3 separate regions of the Mus musculus genome follow, and all the other regions are linked to region 2. Evidence: chromatin loops called from intact Hi-C (ENCODE). Cell type or tissue: left cerebral cortex. All regions are shown on one strand.

Region 1 (8,000 bases), 250 kb after region 2:
CTTTGCTTACATGCATATATATATAAATACATGCATATGTATATATACATACATATATACATGCATACATACACACACATGTATATGTGTATGTGTATATGTATATGTATATATGTATATATGTACACACATGTAGCAGAATATTGGGTATTCCTACTGCCTGTCTACTGGGTTTTACCTTTGATATAATTTAATCTCCACTCACTTTTTAGTAAGTCTATTTTAGCAAATTCTTATTTTTGCTTGTCTTGACTGAGTTAGTTTCAGGATGGTCCAAGTTGCTCCCATGGGGGCAAGCTGCCTCCAAAGGCCCCAGAGAGCCCTACCTTCCATTTATCCTGCTACAGGATCCCCTTGCTGTTAATGTGACTTGGTGTTAATGCTATGAGGATTTTTTCCCCCTTGTTCCATGTGTATCTGAGCAGTGGGTGTGTCCCGTTTTGGCTTCCCCCTCCCCTTGGCTTCTTAGTTGTTTTAAGAGTGTTGCTAACTGATAGAGCACTGTGACGAGCTCATCCGATGCACATGAGCGTAGCTGATTTCTCAAGGTCACTAAAAGCTGAGTTCCTCGGAGCGCATCTCTGATGACGTCACCCACCTGCTTTGCGTGATGAAGTCACGGAGTGCAGTCTTCATCTTCTCTTCTGGCGCCTCCTGGGAAACCTTGACCAGTTCCCTCACTTCTTCTATGCCTTCTTCCTGAAGACAAACCACAGAGCCATGGGACTTGTATAGACACCATTGATTGTCACATCCCAGAAACAACAGCTGGCTATCTTAGTCTCTGTGGTTTTGGAGACCGGAAGTGCCCCTTTACCTTGGTGAACTTGGCCTGGAAACACAGCTGCGGCGTTCCCACTTTGATCCCTCCTTTCCGTAGGACCAGATGCGCATCCTCACCCACATTACTCGCAGTCATTGTGCCCCAGATCCGTTCCTATCTACCTAAGCATCATTTTTTGTCACTCACCTTGAGGAAAACCTAATATTGTGAGAAATATTTCATAATCTTAAATTTTATATGTAATTATTAAGTAACTTCAAAATCAATATTTAAGTCAATTTTATAGAGTAATAGAATCCTACTGACACTAAATACATACTTGCTCTTCTGAGTATGTCAGGTTTGGGGACAGGGAATGGGGCAGGTTGACTGCAGCAGTGACTATTGATATACATAATAATTTTACATTTCTCTTTGGGTCTAAATTCTAGGATTCTACTCAGAGAAAAATGGGGTCTAAGGGGAATTGCTCATATTCCCACTGCTCTGCTAGAATTTACAAAAGCTGCATTTCCTATCACCTGCCAAAATCCAGTGCCTGCTGACTCAATCTCCAGTATCTGAGGAACAGGCATCACAATGGAGTAAGGATTCAGGCTCTGGCTTGGGCTACCTGGGTTCTAATCTCCGGTGCCACTTACTAGTGAACTAATCTCATTATGCAGTCTCCTCATTTATAAAACTGGAAACTAATGGGAACTGTCTACACTGCCATCATAAGGGAATAAATAAACTTAGTCATGGAGGCCACGAAGGCCTATTGACACTGACCACTCTTCTAATTCCTTGCTCTCTTAGTGATGAACTAAAACTACTCTGTCTGAAGAAGAAACAAGACTAGACTTACAAAGCCCAGGGCCTCCACATTTTGTGAGCCGGCTACGCCTCTCAAGTTATCTTCAGAGTCTAGTTACGCAATTCCTAGAATCCCACAGCAGGAGGCATTGTTTTGCTTTACAGAAGCCAAGTTATGGAACAAAAATGAGGGAGGTAGAATTCTGTCCTTAGTGTAGGCTCTAGAGGAATAGGAAGTTAAGACAAGAGTCATCTGGTGGGACCTGTGGACTGCCAGTAAAGGACTAGGGGATGTCCATCCCAGTGAGGCATATGGGATGGGGAGGAAATCTGAGAGTAGGAGAGAGGACTAGTTAAAGCCAGATGTCAACTCTGAGATGCCTTCATGCTCCTGCCTTTGGGAGATGTTGGATCAGCCTCGTGTTAGGTATTGTAAGACTAAACGGCAGATTTGGTTAGTTTGGATTCTGATTTGGGTAGTTTGATTTGAATTCCAGGGGTTTTACAAAACATTCTCATTCCTCTGGGTCCACATGGTAGAAGCTTTGAAATGCAGTAGTCCCCAATTCAGTGTTACTTAACCTGAGGTCAAGACCCTGGTTGAATAAAAAGGCATATCTTTGTCCCCAGTTTCCCATTCTATCTATGAAGCCACCTACCAAGAGGTCAGCCATTTTTTCCAGCATGTTGGACCAGTGCAGTCTGAATGTCTGGTCTCCCCAGGAACTGATGAAGGAGACACAGGGCTTCTTGGCACCAAAGGGCAAATAGTTGTAATTTCTGTAAAAGGTACATTGGGTGCAGAAGTCAGTAGATAAGGAGTGGTTTTCAAGGAATTCCGATTTGTTCACGTTTCATGTGTTCTGTAGGGCTGCAGAAGAGAGGGTATGATAAAACTACTAATCCCATCCTTAGTCTATAATTGGAGACCTGTGAACAGTGAACGCCGGTTATGTGGTTACCATGGAAATGATTAAGAGTTACCAATAAATCAAGATGGCGACACACATCTGATTCTAGCACTTGAAATGAGAGGCAGGAGGAGAATTCAAAGCCATCCTCAGCAACAAAGTAAATTCAAGGACAGCCTGGGCTGCATTTGAAACTCTCAAAATAAAACCAACCAAACAAACAAAAGGAGTTCCCCCCAGACATAGGACAAAGTTTTAAAATTACCATTAGTGTGTAGAGTATGTTGGAAAAAAACCTTCCTCAATGAAGACTTAAGTTGATAAAGAAAAAAGAGCAAGATTCCTTTTTAAATATGTGCATTCTGAGCACATTGTATTGACCTGCTGGTATAACAGATGAGAGTAAAATTTTTTGGAGAAAAGTAAATTATATGACCAATGGGGATAAAGGCATATATACCAATCTAAATCAGTACTTGGTAGCTTGATACCATTCTTTTATCCGTTTGTCCACTCATCCATTCAATACTTATTCTTACCAGGCACTGGTGCCTTGTTTGGCTAGGAAGGACTAAGAGGTATAGCCAAGCAGCAAAGATGTGGAGCCCCCAGGAATGTGGTGGTGGTGTGTGTGTGTGTGCATGTGTGTATATGTGTGTGTATATGTATGTGCTATGGGTCTGTGTGTGCATGTCTGTATATGCTATGGGTCTGTGTGTGCATGTGTGTATATGTATATGCTATGGGTCTGTGTGTGCATGTGGGTATCTGTGTGTGTGTATGTGCATGTGTATATGTGTCTGTGCATGTGTGTGTATGTGTATTTGAACACATGGTCACCAGATACCTGCACTGTTTAGGAAGGTTGGAGACCTTTTGGGAGGCAGAACCTCACTGAAGGAAGTGGTCACTGGATTTATTGCTTGACTCCCTTCCTGTCCTCTCTCTCTCCTACCTGACAGTAAACATGATGCGACCAGCTTCCAATCCTGCTTCATCATGGTGGACTGTATCTCCACGAAATATAAGGGGAAATAAACCTTGTGCCTCTAGTTGCTTTTATCAGGTATTTTTCTCTTAGTAACAAGACATACAAGGCCAGAATTAAGGACACAAAAAATACCTAAGATTTATACTGGCCAGAACTTGTCACTTACTGGCTTTGGACAGGAAGGAAAAGTAGACCTGGGGCTGGAGAGATAGCTCAGCAGTTATGAGGGTGTACCACTATACAGAGAACCAGAGCTCTATTCCAAGCATCCCTGTGGGGTGACTCACAGCCATCACTCCTGCTACAGGGGATCTGACACACTATCCTGGATTCAGCAGGCACACTCACGCATGAACATAGCTCCCCCACCCCCACTCCCACCCCCACATATGCATATAACTTAAAATAAAAGAAATCTTTAAAATATGGAAGAAAACAACTGACAATCTCCAACAGTGGGTTGGAAGACTGGGAGTGGAGGGATCTGTCTAGAGGTGGCAAGCTGGGAAACAAATGAGTCTGGTGACAAGCTGCCCAGATGGGGACATCTAATCTGCCCGATCTGGAAAGAGGAGCAGTGGCCAAGGAGACAGACTGGGAAGTCAGTTCCTAGGGAAATGTCTGGACTGCTTTAACCTGACACTTGTGGAAATAGTTTTCTCTCAGGTCTAACAGAGCATCATGGCTGCTCTGCCTTTAGATGAATTCCCTGGGCGTGTCTCTGGGGGGGGGGGGGGCTAAGGACTTACTAGAGTGGTAGTTACAATGCTTTTCCTGTTTGCAGCTGGTTCCAGCACTGAGATGAATTTGTGTTTCTTATCTTACTGAAAGCTGGATGAAACCGTCCCAGGAATTGGCAAAAATTGTCACCCAGCAGAAACTTTGCTCTCACCTGCCCTGTCTCCTCCTACCTGTTCCCGTCTGTCACCAGAGGCTTCTCTGGGTGAGTGGTGGAGGCCATGGAAATGGCACTGTCCTGGGCCACATCTTTTTCTCCTTCGTGCAGCAAAGGAAGGACGTCCTCTTCAGTCAGCTCAGTCGATTTTTTCTTACTTCCATGATGAGACCCTCCATCAATCAGGTTCCCAAAGTTACCTTCAGAGACAAGAGCAATGGGCTGAATGTCAGTGAGTGGGATCAGTCAGCTTAGCATACCCCACATTCTCTCACAGCAAGGAGCTAGGATCAGTCAGCTTGGCATACCCACACCCTCTCACAGCAAGGAGCTAAGATCTCAAGATAAAGACAGAAAGAACAACCCATGGAGAACAAGAAAACTGATTGACAAAGTCAAGAATTCTTATTTTCCTGTTCATAAAACGTACACAAGTTGCAAGTCAACAAAGATGGTTAAGGAAAAAAAATCCTCTGAAGGTTTTAATTTTATTAATTTATTTTTAATTTTATTTATAGCCATTTTTTTTTACCTATTTTAATTTTATCACATTATTTTGTGTGGGTACATATATCTATGAGTAAGTGTGGCAGTCGGAGGACAACATGCAGGTGCTGGGATCTCTCCTTCCACCTGTGCATCCCAAAGACCAAAGTCAGGTGATCGGGCTTAGCAGCAAAATACTTTGGCTTTCTGAGTTATCCCCGCTTTTAACAGCTTAGTGTATACCGCCTACCAAAATTCGCCATGGAGACTTGATAAATTATCATTCTGGATGTGTCATTTGGTAATCAGATTTTATTTCCACACACACACACAAAATATTAGGAACCTTCTCAAAACTGCTTCTTCTCTAAGAGAAGTGTGAGTACCCAAAGATGATATCATGTTTTTAAAGGGTGAGTGGGTGTTGGAGAGAGAGGAGGAGTGGGGGAGGGGAAATGTTTTCATGTAAGAGAAGGTCTCTCCAGTAAGAGAAGGTCTCTCCAGCAGGCACAGGGACAGATCACTGCTCCAGCTGGCCTCCTAGAGCTGAAAGGAGGAATGGTCACTGGCCCCATCCCTAACCCAGAAACCATTTCCAGTTGATAACCACTTTCCTCCAAGGGAGTCTCACTCGGGAAACAAATAACCCTAAGAGCAGGCTGCATGCCCAGCAGTAGATGGCCACCAGAAAATGAACTCCGTGGCAGCTTTGAAGCCTCCTTGTCTCATGATGTCACATCAGAGCTTTACCTTTTTAAAATTCTTATTCTTAAAAATGTTTTTATTTATAAATTATTATTTTATATTTTATCTATATAATTTCTCTATTGATATTTTATTTTTACATTTTTATATTTGTATTTTTTATTTAAATATTTTTTCTTTATTTCTACTATAGGTCCTTTGTGCATATAGAATAGCTTCCAGCTTAATATTTTTATGGGCTTCCTGACTGTTCAAATGAGTTGGTGTCTGTCTCTTGTGCCTTCTCTTGACCAATTCTGATGTGTTAATTTTTATCATATCATATCATGTCATGTCATGTCATATCATATCATATATCTCTTAGCATCTTGTTTGTTTTCTGGTAAGAGACAGAAAGATGGTGGATCCAGATGAGAGGGGAGGTGGGAGGAAGCAGGAGGAGGAATCAAGGGAGCAGAAATCATAATCAGGATACATTATGTGAGAAAAAACATTTATTTTCAGTAAATCAATAAAAGGGAAAAAAAAGACAAGGCCTCTCCTGTCAGAATTTTGTCCTTCACAGTTTTAATAGACATCTTCATCCTGTGAACATGCAGACATGGGACTCCCTGCCAGGCCTCCAGCTGTGTAGCTTAGGACTGCATCTCATCTCTACTTCCTTCTGCTCTGTTGCAACATAGCTGCCGGGACGTGAATCTGCTCTTCTCTGATGGAATTAGTGCTCTTAGCTGAGCTGCTCCTTAGCCAAGGAAGATGGCTGGGGACTATGGCTGTAGTCTCTACTGAATGTGTGACGTATGGCATCAACTCTTCAAATCTTGCAATTCTGGAGGAGTCATTATATTTCCTATTGTATACACGAGGAAACCAAGCCCCAGAGAAGTGAAATCATCCCAAAGTAATGGAACCAAGATTAGTAACCCAAGTCCCTGAATCCACACCTATACTGATTACTGTTTTCTTTTTGTGTGTTTGTTTGTTTCTAAAAATCTATAGGGATAAATCTACTCTTTATGTGTTGACACTGGGTACCCAGAGAAGCATCCTTTCTGTTTGAGGTCCTGACTATCATCTCCACCACAGTACAATCACCTTATGTAAGGCATTCGTTCACTTCTTCAAGAGACAAACACTCCCCAAGCCCTACAAGTGTCTGCACTCACCAACAGAAACTTCAAAGCTGATCGGTTTGTCTCCAATCTTCCTGTCAATCATGGTAGCTTCAAAAAAGGCTCCGAAGAGTAAAAAGTCCTCATATTTTTCCGGTATAATCTACAGAGAAGAAAAAAAAATTGCTAGACAGATCTGGCTTCCTTTCCTCTCTAGAAAGCCAAGTTAGTGAAACTCATTTGGTCTGCTACACTTCGTAGACGCCTGAGTCTCTGTTACAGCTGGAAATGCCATGCCTTGCCACCAAGCAGACAGGCAGAATCATGGCCAACAAACTCAAGTCCAAACTCAGCTAGCCACTGGTCAGTCTAAAATGACACAGAATCACGCTCTGAACTGCTAGCTTATTATAAGTCTCCTTATAAGCAGTCTCCTTTCACACAAAAGATGAGCTTGGTGTGTGTCTTCCCAAGTTGCTGTTTGAGGGTGGGAGGCAATAATGAGCAGGTGTTTGGATCCAGGAAATTAAAGATGAGATACTGAGAGTCATAGCACTGGACCCTTACACATGAGCGAAACTGTATGGCTTAGATGCAGTGCTCATATACATTTATTAAGGTTCCTTATAACAACTTTGAGTGCTGGAATCGAGATCATTCCCATGTGTTCTTTGAGATTAACATATGCTAACCTGTTGCCTTGGGGCTGATCCACAGTCAACGTTCACTTCCTTAAATAATTAGTGTGGTGGTTTGAATCGGTTTGGCCCCCATAGGCTTGGCCCATGGGGACTGGCATTATTAGGAGGTGTGGCCTTATTGGATGGGTGTGGCTTTGTTGGAGGACGTGTGTCACTGTGGGGGTGGGCTTTTAGGTCTGCTAGTGCTTAAGTGTGGAAGAGTCTCCTCCTGGCTGCCTGCAGAAGATAGTCTCCTCCTGGCTAACCTCAGATGAAGATGTAGAAATCTTGGCTCCTCCAACACCATGCCTGTCTGCACACTGCCGTGCTTCCTGCTATGATGATAATGCTATAAGCCAGCCCCAATTACAATGAAATGTTTGCCATTATAAGAATTGCCTTGGTCATGGTGTCTCTTCACAGTAATAACACTGTAGGGCAATTAGGAAACTCATAAAAAGAGGGAAGTGTTAGGCATAGCAAAAGCTTCAATCAATCCTGTGTATCTGGGGTGCCGGACACACTGAAAACTATTGGAAGGGATCCACTTGTATCTGAGTCAGAAATGCTTTTATATTGAAAGGACATTAGAGCTCTCTACTCCAACCTCTAGTGTTTAGCTTTATAAAATAAAGTGCAAA
Region 2 (8,000 bases):
CCCCCCCGCCTTTGCTCCTGTGCTGCGCTTTCTCCAGAGAGTGTAATTATAGATAACAAAGGGCAAACATGTCAGCTCATACCCGGCTGGTCATTAGTTGAGTGTCTCTGGGACTTGTCTTTTTTATCTGAGCTTTATCAGAGATTACACAAGACTATAATTGTCCTACAATGGGTGTTACCAGTAGGTGTTCAGTTTAGGGATGACATATCTATCAATCTAGAGGTATTACAATTCTTGCCTTTATTTTTACTTTAATCTACACATTGCTTAGGATTGAACCCAGGGCCTTGTATGTGTTAGGCAAGCACTGTGCACCACTCAGCTATATTTTCATCCGGAGAGGAGAGGCATTCCTTTTGAACTTCTTGGTATTTAAAGTTTACTCATTTTCTTTCGTTTTTTTTTTTTTTTAATTTTATAAAAAACAACATTTAATTGAGGCTGGTTTACAGGTTCAGAGGTTCAGTCCATTATCATCACGGAGGGGAACATGGCAGCATATAGGCAGGCATGGTGCAGGAGGAGCTGAGAGTGCTACATCTTCATCTGAAGGCTGCTAGAAGAATACTGACTTCCAGGCAGTGAGGCTAGGGTGAGGGTCCTAAGATCACGCCCACAGTGACACACCTACTCCAACAAGGCCACACCTATTCCAACAAAGCCGCACCTCCAAATAGTGCCACTTCCTGGGCCAAGCACAAACAAACTATCAAAGCGGCTCTTCCTATCTTATTTCACCCAGAAGTTTACTCGTGTACAAGACACTTCTCATGCAAACCATTCTTTTAATCTAGTTTAACATTTACCCATTTATTCTAGGTGCAACCTGCCTCATAAGTGTCTTGCTTATGCATCTATTTTTTCCTACTATTATACATACAAAAGGCAATACAGTAAGTCCTCAAACAAGCAAGTGCATATTAGATCCGGTTTGTAGTGTCTCTCTTATCAGCTAAGGCAAATCACATGGCTAAGCCTAGAGTTAATATGCTGAACTACACAAAGCCAGAAGATAACAACAGTTTAATTCATTGGGAGTGAGTATTGACAATCTACTACTTTTATTTTAAGGAGAGGGTCTTGTAATGGATATTTTTGGTTGCCAACTTGACTATATCTGGAATGAACTACCATCCAGAATTGGAAGGCACACCTGTGATCCAGATCTTGAGGCCAGGAGACATAAGTTTCTGGCCTGGATCTTGACATGGAGATCTTGAGGCATAGTGGCTATGAGTCCCAGGAGACTAAGGCAAGGAGATCTCTAAGTTCAAGGTCAGCCTGGGACAAAACAAGTCTCAGATCTAGTCGTGGTGGTACACATCTTCTGCTGGAGACCTACATAAGGACATAGGAAGAAGAGACGACTAGGACCTGGTTTACTGATGGCTCTGCATGATATGAAGGCACCACCCAGAAGTGGACAGCTGCAGCATTACAACCCCTTTCTGGGACAACCTGGAAAGATACAGGTGAAGGAAAATCTTCACAGTGGGCAGAACTTCAGGCAGTATACATGGCATTACAGTTTGTTTAGAAGAAGAAAAGGGCAGATGTAGGACTGTTCACTGACTCATGGGCTGTAGCCAGTGGATTGTCTGGATGGTCATGGTGTCTGTTCACAGCAGTAAAACCCTAACAAGTTGGTGCCAGGGACTGGGGTATTGCTGTGATAGGCCTGACCATGCTTTTGTTTGAAAGAATGTGGATTTTGGGGCTTTGGAATTGGAAAGCAATGGAATGCTTTAACTGGGGCTTAATGGGTCATGCTAGTAGGAATATGAAAGACTTTGTTGCTGAGAGTGATTTGAATTGTGCAGACCTGGCCCAAGAGGTTTCAGTGGAGAAGAATTTCAGTACACAGCCTGGAGACTGTTATTGTTTTGTTTTGGTGTGGTATTTTGAACATTCAATGCAAGTTTTATAACGGACAACATTTAATTTGGGCTGGATTACAGGTTCAGAGGTTCAGTCTATTATTATTAAGGCAGGAACATGGCAGCATCTAGGCAGGCATGGTGTAGGAGGAGCTGAGAGTTCTACATCTTTATCTGAAGGCCACTAGGAGAAGACTGGCTTTTAGGCAGCTAGGACTACGGTATTAAAGCCCACACCCACAGTGACACACCTACTCCAACAGGGCCACACCCACTACAACAGGGACACACTTTCTACTAGTGTTACTGCCTAGGTTGAGCATATACAAACCATCACAGGTCTTTTTTTTTCTTTTTTAATTTTTTGAGACAGGGTTTCTCTGTGTATCCCAGGCTGTCCTGGAACTCACTCTGTAGACCAGGCTGGCCTCGAACTTAGAAGTCCACGTGCCTCTGCCTCCCAAGTGCTGGGATTAAAGACACGTGCCACCACTTCCTGCCACCATCACAGGTCTTACGTAGCTCACATTGGCCTTGAAGATGCTATGTAGCTAAAGCTGGCTTAGAACTCCTTGATCTTCCTGCCTCTGCCTTCCAAGTGCTGGGATTACAATTGTGCATCACCATGCCCTGCTTAACAATGTACTATTAACACATTTAGGCAATGACTTATAAGTGTATCCATCGGGTTCTGAGAGAAACGGAACCGTGTGTGTGTGTGTGTGTGTGTGTGTGTGTGTGTGTTCCAACAATGGCATCTGTATGCTGCAAAGGTGGAGAACCCAGAAGCCACTCAGTACTGTAGAGGGCACCGGTAATCACAGATAAGCACTGGAGAAAGTAGGAATGTTAATCACACAGCGTTGTCTCCTCAGTGGAGAAAATGTATATGTTTTCCACCAAGAAGGCTGAGAATGTATGTTGTTAATAGCCTGGAGATCTTTGCTATCTATAGGGCTATCCTAGATTCTTTCTCCCTAGACCTCTCTTTGTTTCTCAGTCAATAGAACCCATCCTTAGAGGAGGTGTCATGTGCACTTCATAACCTGGTAACCTTTGTTCTATCTGTATGACCAAAAGCACACCAGATCCTAGGCCCTTAAGCTAAACAGCCCATCTTCATGGTCGAGGTCACATGAACTTTACACATTAGTTTCAGTGTAGCTTTAAGCTTTATTGTGCAGGTGGGATTGGGATAATTGTTACCAAGAAACTTTTCCAAAATTGTACTTTATTTAAATAAGTCTAAAATAAACTGGTCTGGTGTCAGACTCCAGAAGTCTGAATCAGCACCAGCTGACTGCTGGCTGAGCTGAGGCTCTGGTAGTTCATTTCCCTGCTGCTGTAGAGCTTGCAGGACCCTCCCCCCCCCCCCCCCCCCCGCTCCCACAACACACACACACACACTGTACATGAAGCTGGATTTGGCCACAGTCCAAATCTGGTGCTTGGGACTTGGAAGAGTCCTGAAGGGTTTCTGGTTGTCATTCCAGCTCAGAAGGCTGTAGAAGGGAACAGTGGTGTCAGTGGAGGGCAGCAGTAGGAACAAAGGTGGACACGTTCTCTGGTAAGAATTGAAGGCAGTGTAAAGAAGCAATATGGGAATTTCAGAGTTTCGAGGAGTCCTCTTCTTCTCTAGGCCACCCGGCAGAAGGTGCCACCCACTCTAGGGGAGGGTCTCCCCCCCCCCCCCAGTTAGCCTCCCCCCCCCCGTCCCCCCTCCCGTTCACTCTTGAGGACATTAATTTTAACTGAAGGGTTTATAAAAGTACAGCTGATTGGACTCTCCGACATACTTTAAATCATCTCTGGATTACTTATAATAACCAATACAGTGTAGGTGCACGGAAATAGTTGTTACACTGTTCCATTAACGGAATAATGAGAAAGTCTGCAGATACATCTTTTTTTTCCAAGTACTTTTGGTCTGAGGTTCATTGCATTTGCAAGTTCAAAACCACAGCTGTGGGACTGGCTGTGCTGTCTTACGTGCTTATAGCACATTCACTTCATGCAAGGTTCTGAGCTGCAGCAGTGGTTACGATAAGGAGGGGATTTGGATCTTGATTACACTTGAGTAGATTTATCGTCTAAGCAGATTTATTTTTCTAAGATAGGGTGCCTAAGTGTCCTCAGATAGGTTCAGATAAAGCAGTGATCTTCCTTACAAAGAAGGGAACGTTTCATGAAGGAGGTGACATTTGACCCTGGCCTTGCAAATATCTAGGATCTGGGCAAGAGGGATGAGTCTCTCCTCCGCGTGGCACCAAAAGAGGGACATAAATCCCCAGAGACCATTCGATAAAGGTTTATGACATTCTCGCCCTGGCTCCAGAGTTGACAATCTCCAAGTAAACAGCTGTCGGGTCAGGGAAGAGTATTCTCCTCCCCAAATCTTAAGTCTCAGCCTCACACCCTCCTCTTTTTGGGACGGGTTGAGCCGGCCCTGCCGCCTTCCCCAGGGTGCTGCCAGAGAGGGCGTTTCAGCGCCGCACTGTCTGGCCTCGGTGGGCACTCTCTGGCTTGGCGAAGGGTGCGGCTCTTTGTGCTTCATGTCCCGCAGGCCTGGGCTGGGTGCGGTGACCCCACGAGGCTCTTATCCATCCGGCTGCTCCTCCAGGGCCGTCCGAACTCCAGATTTAGGACGGTGCTTCGGAGAGCAGTGCGGGAGCTGCACCACCCCGCCGGGCATCCAGCCCTGAACTCTATTTTGCTGCTCTCTGCCGTGCATTTAACACAGGCGGATGCCGTCTGACGGGGTAAGCACCCCTTCCTTTCCTTGCCACGCAAAGGAGTGGGTGGAGACTCCAGGATGAGCTCCCTCCCAAGCGGCTATGCGCCTGCGTGGCCCCGCCCAGTCCCCGCCCAGTCCCTGCCGCCCCGCCCTCCTATCCCGGGCTCCGCCGCTAGGGGTGGCGGCTGCGGCTCGGGCCTGATTGTCACGGCGCGGTTGCTTTGAGGGCGCAGCAGCCCTACCGAGTGAGGCCGGCGTGAGGCCAGAGGGTGGGAAAGCGGTCGGCGGCGGAGGGCGGCGCCGGAGGAGGGCGGCGCGCGGTGACTCATCCCTCTGGAAGATCAGACACGCTCGCCGAGCTCGCCCGCGCCGCCGCTCCTCATCCGGGAGGCGCCCGCCCGCCCGCACCGCCCGCCCGCTCCGAGCTCCCGGCCCGGCCGCGGCGCAGAAAGTTTTCCCGGGCTCACGGCCTGCGGGAAGCGGAGCGGGCACGGCTGGGAGGCGGTCGCCGCGCGGGCCCGCCGAGTGCATGGTGTCGGGCGCCCGGGCCGCGCGTCAGGAGGACCCGGGGCGGGGCCGGGCTGAGCCCAGCTCCTGAGCCTCTGTCCAGCTGCGCCCCGAAGCCGTCTTCCCTTGGGACCGCTGCGGGGGTCGCGCTCCAGCGCCATGTCCCGGCTGCTGCCGCTGCTGGGGAGCCGGACGGCGCGCAGCCTGAGGCCCGGCCCTGCCGCCGCGCCCCGCCTGCCGTCCTGGTGCTGCTGCGGCCGGGGACTGCTGGCGCTCGGGGTTCCCGGCGGTCCCCGGCTTCTGGGCACACACCCCAAGAAGGAGCCCATGGAGGCGCTGAACACGGCGCAGGGCGCGCGCGACTTCATCTACAGCCTGCACTCCACGGAGAGGAGCTGCTTGCTCAAAGAGCTGCACCGCTTCGAGTCCATTGCCATCGCACAAGGTAAGCGGGTGGGGCCGCCTGGGAAGACCTACTTCTCAGACCCCTGTCGCCTCCCCACACTCTGCCCCGCTCCTGGCACGGCCGAAAGGGGAAACTTTCCACCTTCCGAGTGTCCCCAAGACAGGACACGAGCGGATCGTGCCAGGTAGTTAGGGCCGAGCTTGGCTGGTGCCTCCCTGGCCGTGGAATTTCGGAGCTTCATCCTGAAATGTCAGCTGCCTCTCAGGGTTGTGTTTTGGTTTGTCCTGTGCCTCCTCTCTCCAGCCCTCCATTCCCTAAGCCTTTGGTGTCTTCCTGAGACCGTGTACCCATGCAGGTGGCATGCCCTGCCTGGTCTAAGAAAGTGCCAGGAACTGGGCAGGCAGCCGGAAACTTTCTTGAAGGTGTGTGGATGTCCCCTCCCAAGATGCTCTTGGTTTGTTATATTGCTTCTCACATTTGGTTGTGAAATGGCCCAAGGAAAGATTGTATCGAGCCAGCAACTGAGTGTGTACTGGAAGTCTGGAGATTCAAATTGAACTCCAGAGTTTGTTTCCTTGGAGTTTGAAAGAATGAAGTGAGTTTTTGGGTGGTTGGGGCTAAGAAATCTGTGACTTGAAAATGAAAAGCACACTTCTACTTAAAAATAATTGGGAAAGGATGAAAGGAAAGCTATTTTTAAACAGACACGTTAAGATAGGATATTTTTAAAACAAGTGCGGAATGTGGTAGGTCAGAATTTGAGTGTATGTGAAAAGGCATTGAAAAGATGCAAAGACTACAATGGATTCAGTCTTTAAAGTTTTTTTTTTCTTGCTATGTAAATTCTGTTGTATACACAAAAACACAGCTACTCTTTATGTGACATTTGGATGTGTTAGGAAGTTTTTAAATAGTTGAAGTTGGTAATATAAAGTATTATGTAAACATTCTGTAAGTTCTGAAGTATAGAACACTTCAGCACTGATTCGGAACGTGGCTTTCAGGCATCTTGAAAGGTTGCATTTGGCCTGTGCACGGGAGGAAAGCAAGCTCTTGCCTGATATTAGATTACCTTTACAACTTAAGAGACTTTTTATTGGTTGTATCCTTTACTACTCTGATTTTTTTTTTCTCCCCAGTTTAGGGGATTGTGAGCCACTATAAAGTAATGGATAATTTCAGGCATTGCTTACCCACAACACTTTTTCAGGAAAATGCAGTATTCCAATCAATTCAGTTAGTAAATCACAACATTACAGAAAATCATAACCGAAAACTAGCATACCTTTAGTCTATGTGTGGCTTAAAAAGACTCAAATTCTGAAAAAGTTCTCTTTGAAAACAATATAGACAGGCGTATCTTAGAAAGTCAGTTTGTGTCGCTCAGGTGAGGCTGTAAACGTCATTTTCCCTTTTCTAAAGCGAGGTCTTGGAAATTCTACATTGTCAACATGGTATAAGATTGGAGGATCCTTTGAATATAATTTTATAGCAGTTATTGAAATGCACGTTTTACAATATCAATACCTGACTTGCTAAATTTTATCTATTTTGCACATACCAGCAGGGTATTGGGTAGGAGTGTTAGATTTTCTAATGAAGACAGTGTTTTAAAATCTAAGATGGTTTTAGCTATCCTTGGAAGGACCTAAAACCTCAAGTCCATGGAGGTCATTAGCATCAATAAAACTTAAGGATCTAAATTATTTGAGGAAGCCGTTGGTCATTTAAATGTATTTGTTCAGGAAAAAACAAAGAGAGGTAAATCTATAGGAAACAATTTGGCGGTTTAATGTCTCCCCTTTATAAGCTAAAACACTTCAAAGTTTGGACATCTGTCTTTCTTTGTTGATGCTTCTGGCTAGCTTCCGAGTCAGTGACACTTAGAGGTGCTGCTGCGTCAGTTTTTAGCGTGCCTTGGTGCCCACTTAAGTTTTATTCCCAATCACGTAGTTAAGGGGATAACTAGACTTGCTTAGTATATTACCTTGTTCACCAATTACATAAGGTAAAAGGACCTCACTGCCCTGGGAATTCTTGTCCCTCATACATACTATTCTAAAATCAGTGGGTTTCTTGGTTTGTTTTAAATGAAAACCTCTCATGTTTTCTTTACCCTTTTCAGCATTCTTGTTTTTCTTCTTCTTCTAATACTTTCATCACTTATTTGTGTGTGAGCATGCTACTGCATGCTTGTAGAAGTTAGAGAACAACATATGGGGGTTGTCTGGTTTTTCCTGCCAACACACTGGATCCAGATCATCAAACTCAGGCCCTTAGGCTTGGCGACAAGTGCCTCACTAGCAGGCCATGTCATCCATCTTAATTCTGTAAACTACCAACTAAAGCACTAAATGTAGAGTACTAGCTATACTTTCTAATGACATATTGTCCCTGGGCAAGGGCTGGTTCTTACTATAGGAAGCCTGTGTGTCCTTGGAAAGGTGCTTAAGGTTATCCTGGGAAGCATTCA
Region 3 (8,000 bases), 160 kb after region 2:
CACAGGGATGCAGCGACTCCTGCTGCTCTTGATCTCACAGGCCCCACTGCTGTGCTGGGAGGGGGTTTGCAGAACCTGAAGTGGCCAATGCTGGAGCCGAGCCAAGAGACAGAGAGGTGGGAGGAAGGGCAGAGTCCCAGCTGTTCAACTCCAGAGAATTCGAATCAGGCAGGGAGGTGAAGATGGCTCCCTTCCTTTTGTTTGCTTGGTTTTGTTGTTGTTGTTTTGTTTTTGAGCTAATCATCACTTGAGTCTGAACCCAGAGGGAAAAACACCTTGTTCCAGAGAGAAAAATATGGCAGCAGCAAGCGCCACTGTCCTGCTGATTTTTTTTTTTTTTTTTTTTTTTTTTGCAACTGGACACAAGCAAGAATCATTTGGGAAAATGTTACCACCAGACTGGTCTGTGGGCAACCCTGTGGGACATTTTTTTTCTTTTTTAAGCCTGATGTAGGAGGGCCCAGACCACTGTGGTTGGTGCCACCCCAGGAAGGTGTTCTTGAGTATTTAAGAAAGCAAGCTGAACCTTGTGAGTTTCTCTGTCAGAACATGGGTCTAGCCTTCTTTCCTCGGTCCCAATGTCCAAGAAGACTCCACACCTAAAGCCATCCTCCAAAGTCATACTTGTGACACTCGCGGTTTCCCTCCAACGCCTTGCTTCATGCCAGCACCTAGTGGACCCGTGCAGCCTCTCCACCTCTTCACGGTAATTCTTACCCAATAGGAATTGGCTCCCGGCTGTTAGAGGAAGAGACTAGGGCTCAGAGAGCTGAAGGGACCAGTAGAAATAGAGGAGTTAGGGCTCAAATCTCCAAGCCTTCTTTGCCATGGGCTCTGGGAAGAATGGATCAGCCCTTCTGGAATCAGGCTTATTATCCAACCCTACAGTCCTGGCCCAGCATAGCTTCTTACGTGCAGGTTGCTGCCCTGGGTCACACCGGAGTCAATAAGATAACACTGGATTGTGGGTTCTCCCTTAGAGCATTTGAGCCTTAGAGATAAAAGATACACTTAGCAGCTATTTATTGCCCACCTCTGCTCTGCTGCTGCCAGTGATGGCAGGTTCCTAGGGGAAGGACCTCAGGAGCTCCAATCTGTTTTCCATATGGGCTGTTAAGCTAATCTGTAAAGCTTCTTGTTTACTGCTCTTCCAATACAGACTAAAGTCCTTGAAGACGTGGCTCCAGCTTAATGCTGCAGCCCCGCCTTAGACTGTCTGCCCCTCATGGTATTCTCGGTCTCCTTCAGACTCCTCCATGGCCTCTGCCACTCCTTCCACAGGACCTCTGCATGTGCTGTCTTCTATTGGGAGTCTTTTATTCTTTTCTCTCACATCCTCCCTTGGCCATTGCTTCTCTGAGTGTCTACCTGGTATCTGAGCCTGTGAGGCTCTCTGTCTCTGTTCCCAATACTTTGCCGTTGCTTAGTACTGGGGGTGTGTGACTGATTGGTCTATGTCTTCCTTCCATGCTTCGTGTGCTTGCCCAGGGACTTGTGTGTTTTAGTGTTCCCAATGCTCTCCATGCAGCTAGCATGAGGTCTAGATTTAATAATTATCTGCTGCTACTAAAAGAATAAAGTCAAATGGCCCCCATTGTGAGGTGGATCTTATTATGTCTATGTCTATTTGTGTGTCCTGTATTATTGTAGTTGTTAGGGTCAGAGTCTGGGCTCTGGCAGCTCTCACCAGCTAGGGTTGGCCACCCATTCTCAATAATCAATTAAGGAGACAAATAATGGAGAAAGGAGAGAATGGGGCATCATGCAACATGACCATATTAGGAAGAGGAACAAATAAAACTGTCGAGTAACCACTCAAGTCCATCTTCACTGGCTAAAGTTTAAAGACAGAGCAAGAGGCATACATGACTAAGCTGTCCCAAGCTAGTGTGGCCTAGCCTTCTACCACTGCCCAGCATCTGTCCTGCAAGGTGGTCTGACAAGCTGTGATGTTTCTTGCTGATAAGCAAGATCTTACTCTGACTTGGCACCAGGCTTCAGTTTTCTCCTTGCCCCAGGTGGAGATTCCTGGAGAAGTTCCAGCTCGTTGGGGATCATTGTTTGAATAGTCTGAGAGCACAGGTGTCTCTCTCTAAAATATCTTTTCTCTGGGCTGGGGAATTGGATCCCCATCACCAATGTAAATGCAAGGTACAATGGTGTATATCTTTAGTTTTGGGGGGAAACAGAGACAGGTAGATTTCCAGAGCTTATTCACTGACTAGCCATCCTAACTGAATTGGTGAACTTTTGGGTTCAGAAAGAGACCTGTGTCCCAAAAGACAAAGATGGGAATTGATAAAGTAAGACCTCTTATATATGTGTGCATGCATACATACTCATGTGCACACATTCAATTACATGCATATTGCGTCCCACTCGACCGGCAAGAAAGACGCAACAAACTGGAATCTTCCGTGGCAAAAGCTTTATTGCTTACTTCTTCAGGAAGACCCCGAACCGGGAAAATGGCACCGCTTTTATAGCCCACAGCGTGACGTTTCAGCACCTGATATGGCGTGACAGCTCCTGATTCGTTGCTTGCCCATCACCCCACTATTACACTCCGAGAATGGGAGTGACTAGGAGTGAGTTCACTCTCGAACCTGCGTACAAGGCTTGTTTACTAGTTAGGCACAGCGGAGGCCAGCACCATCTTATAATGGCGATTGCTCGCGGCACGGCTCTCCACAGCGATTACTGGCAGCACCCACAAGATTGCTCGCGGCATGGCTCTCCACACATGCACCTGCATGTACATGGCCACACACACAATTACATGCACCTGCACATATATGACCACATACACAAACATGTACACACACATACACTCACTGTGTATACCAATTTTAAAAGGTAAACAAAATGGTTTCTCTTTGGCCAGGGTGTTTACAGCAGAAGAGAAGAGCAGACTATCAAATGATTTCAGGGTGTGATGTCACATTAGGTATCCAGTCCTGTAGCGAGTTTGTGTTTTTCCCTGGGACTAAGTTTTCCAGCACTGTTTGGGGGTGAGGGAATTTACATGTTATTTAATGAGATAAAATGCATTCTGAAATGGATTTAAGCTAGAAGAAAGAGAGAAAGGTGGGGGCTCATGACAACTTGGGAAATGGGTATTCTTTTTTTAAAAAAACCTGTGACTCTCTTTAGTACTGGGGCTGCATAATTAGGCAGAACATTATTTTGTTTAATTTTTCTTTGTAGGACAGGCCATATGTGATATCCTATGTATAGAACACCAGACATGGCTGATGCCAAAATTATCCTTGCTTACCAACTCCATCTCACACATTTCTAAACTCTTCCTCAGGCTTCTGCCGCCAGGCTTTTTGGCATCTGGACATCTTTGGATACCGAGGGGAAGTTGCTGGACTCTATTTGACTTAGAAGGATGTCCAGATAATTTTCTTGCTTGCTTCTATTAGGTGTTTCAACAATTTGTATTGTTCTGTCAAGAGTTTACCTTTCAGAATTCACTAGAAAACACCTGCCCATACATTTACATTTATTTAAAAATAGCACGCCTCTTTCCAACAACACCAGAAATGTATGCACTTGTGAAGCGCGTTCGCTGTTCAGTGCCTTTCTTGGAAGAACCATTATTTGAAGATAGAACAGTAATTTGGGGGCAACTTCTAGGATTCAAATCCTGTGGTAGTCTGGCCACACGTATTAGCCCTGCTGCATCTCCAATTGTCCAGCTTATAGGGAGACAATAAATATTTTTAAGTGAACAGAGGTAAGTTTATGTTTATTAACTTTTTACATTAAAATACAACATGTTTATTAAGGAGGTTTTAGGAAAAATAGAAAAATAAGAAGGCAAAGGAAAAATTATACTGCTTGGATAATCATTGTTCATGTGGGTACATTTCTCTAGACATTCTTCCTTCATTGTATATATATTTGTATCTACAGTATGCTGTACATAGTTTTCTAGTACATACACATATACCTATAGTGAATTTAGTACACGTGCCTGGTGATATTAAGCACTCTGACCTACTCATTAAGGATGGGGTATGCACATTACCACACCGTGAGAATGGTACCACAATGCACATTACCACATCGTGAGAATGGTACCACCTACACAGCTGTTCGCATTAGGAAACACTACCCAGGTAGCTTCTATTTCTCAGCACTTCAGGAAAACATGATGGTATAATTGCCAGAGCCGGAGCATTCAGAGACAGCACTGACTGAACAGTGCTTAAGTCTAAAATCAATCTTTTGAGACCGAGGGTCTGTAAATCAATGGTGAAGTGCTTGCCCCGCATGTACCAGGCTCTGGGTCTGGGTTTGAATATCAGTGCTACAAGTTTGTGTTTCTGTTTTGTGATGGACCAGGAACATTCTAGAATGATTTTCTATGGAGATGTAAGCACTTTTGCCTCTAGAAAAGCTATGCGATAGTATTAAAATCCATCTAAGAAGCCAAGCATGGTAGAATAGGACCATAATCCTAATATTTAGGAAACAGTGGCAGAGAGGATCAGGAATCACAGTTATTCTTGACTGTAAGAAGTTTAAGATCCATGCAGACTATAACAGATCCCAACTTTAAAAAATCAGGAAAAATAAAAGTCAGAGTCTTGATGCTTTTAGTATCAGGAAAGGAACCCAACTCAGTTTCCCCAGTACCACTAAATGGCCCTTTATGACAGAAGAAGAAAGGTTTGTGGGGACAAACATCCCGGTTCTTTGATTTCCTTACTGTGTCTGTGAAAGGAGGCCCCCAGTTCAATCTCCACCCCAGATAGGACAGAATCTAGGGACTGTGCTGTGGAGCCCAGAAGTTTCCTTTCGAGGCACTGGTGCCATCTGTCAGGTGAATACGCTATCGCTTCTCAGACTGGTTTTTCCACTCTGTACTTGAGACTCACACTAGAACCTGGCTCACCTGCTGGGCGGGTAAGGGATGGGCAGAGGCAGCGCTGGGCATTCATATCACAGTCATGTGACCAGTGGGGACAATGACACTTGGTGGGAGGCTGTGGATCTAGCAGATGAGAATTCCCACTGGGTGGCAGGGAGCTTGCTCTGACTTCCCACACACACGTAATTATAGTTCATATGTCTTATGACAAATTGCAACCTCCATTTGGAAACTTCCACAGAGCAAATTAGAGTGAACTTCTCATAGCTCACTACTGCTAGGACACATGTGTGGTTGACTTTGAAGGTAACCTGGCTGTATTTTTGTCTCTATAGGGCCGTGGTTCTCAACTTTCCTAATGCTGCCACCCTTTAATACTGTTCATCATGTTGTGGGGACCCTCAACCATAAAATTATTTCTGTTGCTGCTTCATAACTGTAATTTTGCTACTGCCATGGAATTAGAACCACTGCTATAGGGGAATTTCAACAATGAACTATTTTACATGATTTAAACACATATTTTGCTAAGCCAGTTTGACAGCCTGAAAGTGGCTATGTCCTAAAACCCTGAAGACTAAATCAAGCAATTTGGGGGACATGTTAAATAGCTAGTAATTTACTAAATGCTTTGAGTCCATTTACTAAGACATTTGGTTTGAAATGCAGTGCTTCTAATAAAATCTCAGACCCAGAGTTTAATCTTTTAAAAATAGAATCTATTACATGAAGAAAAGGCTCGCTGAGGTCAATTTGAGGTCACTGTTCATTAGCCTGGAGTGAAAGACTCATTCAGATTACTTGTGGGCAAAAATCAGACTTGGGATTTAGGGGTTTAAAAGATGGTAGCAGGCATTGGGGCAGCGAAAGACTGCCAGAGTCCAGTCTTTCCTGGAGAAGACCTGATTTGTCATCCCAAGACACAGGAAGGCTATTGGGTCCTAGGAGTCTATCCCTTTAGATTCAGCACAGTACCTCTCGCAGCACATGATCTTAGAGGGCCCTGTATAGAACAGAGGGGAGCAATCATGAAAAAAAGATCTGTGTCCTACGAGCCACCCACGACGATCCTCCGGCTGATGGCGCCTGGCAGGGTGTAGATGAAGAGGACCAGGAAGACGATGAGGATGATCAGGATGAAGGCGATGATGATGTACTTCTTGTAGTTCTTCCAGATGAGGTGGTACAGGCACTTGAAGGGGCTCACAAACCACGAGAAGGAGGTGTCTGGGCGGCTAGGGAAGGAATCAGGGAAGGGGGTCACGGTCAATATCCAGGAGTCAAACTGCCAGGAATCACTTCTGTCTTCCTGGGGACCCATAGGAGGGGTCTGAGAGTAGCGGGGAGCAGGGGAATATTCCCCTGAGAGCAACAGAAGTGGGACCTCTCACTAAGTAGTCTGTAATGACTCTTGCATGGTGTTAAAAGGTGCTCTGATTAGAACCAGAGCCCGTTAGAACCCACCCTGAAGCCCACACCCCCCATCCCTCCATCTGTCCTGTGACCAGATCAAGCCCACCTTCTGCATGTCTTGATGGTCCATGAGGAGCACTTGCCCTAAATTCCTGCCTCACCTTGACTGACCCTCTTTCTGAGCACAGCATAGTTGGCTTCTCTTCCTCTAACTACTTTATGAGTCTCTGTGCTATGTGTCCTAAATAAGTGAAAAGCTGCTGGCAGTCAGAGTCTAGGCTTCACGTTTCTTTTGTGCCCTCCAAAATATACATATTTTTTAAATTTTTATTTATTTTTTAATTGAAAGGATTTTTCGTGCAATATATTGTGATCACAGTTTCCCCTCCCCCAACTCCTCCCAGATCCTCTTCACCTCCCCCCCACCCAACTCCATGTCCTTTCTTCCTCTCTATTTAGAAAACAAACAGAAAAAACAAACAGAAACAAAACAAACAAACAAACAAACAACCAAAAAAGTCAACCCAAACCTGGAATCAAAACCAACCAACAAACAAAGAAGTAAGGCACAGAAAGACACAAAACATCCGTAAAAACACAAAATTAGAATCTGTAATATACAAGACAAAAAAAAAATGCCTGAGTATAGCAATATGAAACAAAAAGTCCACAAAATGAGCTCTTTTTGTGTTGCCCAACTACTGCTGGGCACGGGCCTGCCCTCAAGTGTGGTTTATCTACCCAGTGAGACTCCAGTGGAGAAAACTACTTTTTCTTTTGCAAACAGATGTCAATTGTAGAGAGTTTCTTGGTCAGTCTTGGGAGCCTGTGTCCACTTTTCTCTCTCAGCCCTGGACGCTGTGTGGACCCTGTGTGGACCTTGTGTGTGTGTCTCTGTGAGCAAAGTGTTTTAGACAGATGTTTTAATAAACAACTTTGAGTTAGCAAGGAAGCGCTGTTATGTTCCTGACACTATGAGAGGCACCAGATGGGTGTAGAACAACATCAGGCACCCGGGGTCTGAGGCGATAGGACAAATGTGCATGATTCCGAAAGGCATTTTATATGCATATTTCATGAACATTCAGTTCTTAATGGCTATGTAACCAAGAATCAGGTACAATAAAGTTCCATCATTTTTAAAAATAATTCTGATTCTGGCTATTTTTAAAGAGTAATGACGCATGAAAAAGAAAATGTTCTGATCATATCGAAAAAACAAAACAAAGCAAAACAGAAAATGACAAAATTAAGTTGATTATCTGATTGTGGGTGGTGACCAAGTTGATAATGGGCACTAAGCCCATGGAATATTATGCCCTCCTCAAAAATATTAACTAGAACTATGACATTGAAGGAAAACTTTTCAAAAAAAGGTGTGAAAATGTTGTCAATCATCTATCAATCAATCAATCAATCAATCAATCAGTCAATCTATCTATCTATCTATCTATCTATCTATCTATCTATCTATCTATCTATCTATCTCCAGAGCATGTTACAGAAGGACTTGCTCCATCTGCGGTCTGTGATCTTTGGGGCACTTTTCAGTTATAGAAACCGTACACTACACAGGTTGGACGGCACTATCGCCTGACCCCCGACTCCTGAGTTCTGTGTGCAGGAACAGGAAAGCCTGGGCCCCATGTTTCCAACTGCAGGCCAGCCATACTCACTTGGGCTTGGCCAAGGGCTCGGGCTCCTT

What was found. A loop is a pair of places that touch in the nucleus more often than their neighbours do. Peaks named below come from ENCODE experiments on the same cell type or tissue, not always from the same donor. Only the 100,000 strongest peaks of a DNase experiment are listed, where the experiment ranks them.
Region 1: it touches region 2 in a loop (1.9-fold over the local background); 2 of 42 quality-filtered maps call a loop at or near these places.
Region 3: a loop joins it to region 2, with 4 times the contacts of the local background. A loop is called at or near these places in 3 of 42 quality-filtered maps.

What each region holds. Positions count from the first base shown.
Region 1 is chr15:58,567,948-58,575,947 of GRCm38, reverse strand. It overlaps Fer1l6 (fer-1-like 6 (C. elegans)), which reads right to left. Exons shown (of 41, transcript NM_001370912.1): 12 at 6,734-6,842; 13 at 4,393-4,576; 14 at 2,239-2,359; 15 at 599-699. Among named protein-coding and RNA genes, the nearest start is that of Gm36451, 25 kb to the left of the region's middle. In left cerebral cortex, no CTCF peak of the experiment used is centred here; DNase peaks (open chromatin) are centred at 3,798 and 3,990.
Region 2 is chr15:58,820,409-58,828,408 of GRCm38, reverse strand. Tmem65 (transmembrane protein 65) reads left to right here and starts at 4,982. Exons shown (of 7, transcript NM_175212.4): 1 at 4,982-5,566. The coding sequence starts at 5,281. In left cerebral cortex, a CTCF peak has its summit at 4,786; DNase peaks (open chromatin) are centred at 4,776, 5,434 and 5,891; H3K4me3 peaks cover 3,929 bases; H3K27ac peaks cover 2,360 bases.
Region 3 is chr15:58,660,825-58,668,824 of GRCm38, reverse strand. Fer1l6 (fer-1-like 6 (C. elegans)) reads right to left here. Exons shown (of 41, transcript NM_001370912.1): 40 at 7,972-8,000; 41 at 3,738-6,117. The coding sequence ends at 5,931. Among named protein-coding and RNA genes, the nearest start is that of Gm36451, 68 kb to the right of the region's middle. In left cerebral cortex, a CTCF peak has its summit at 4,893; DNase peaks (open chromatin) are centred at 94, 3,258 and 4,995; H3K27ac peaks cover 296 bases.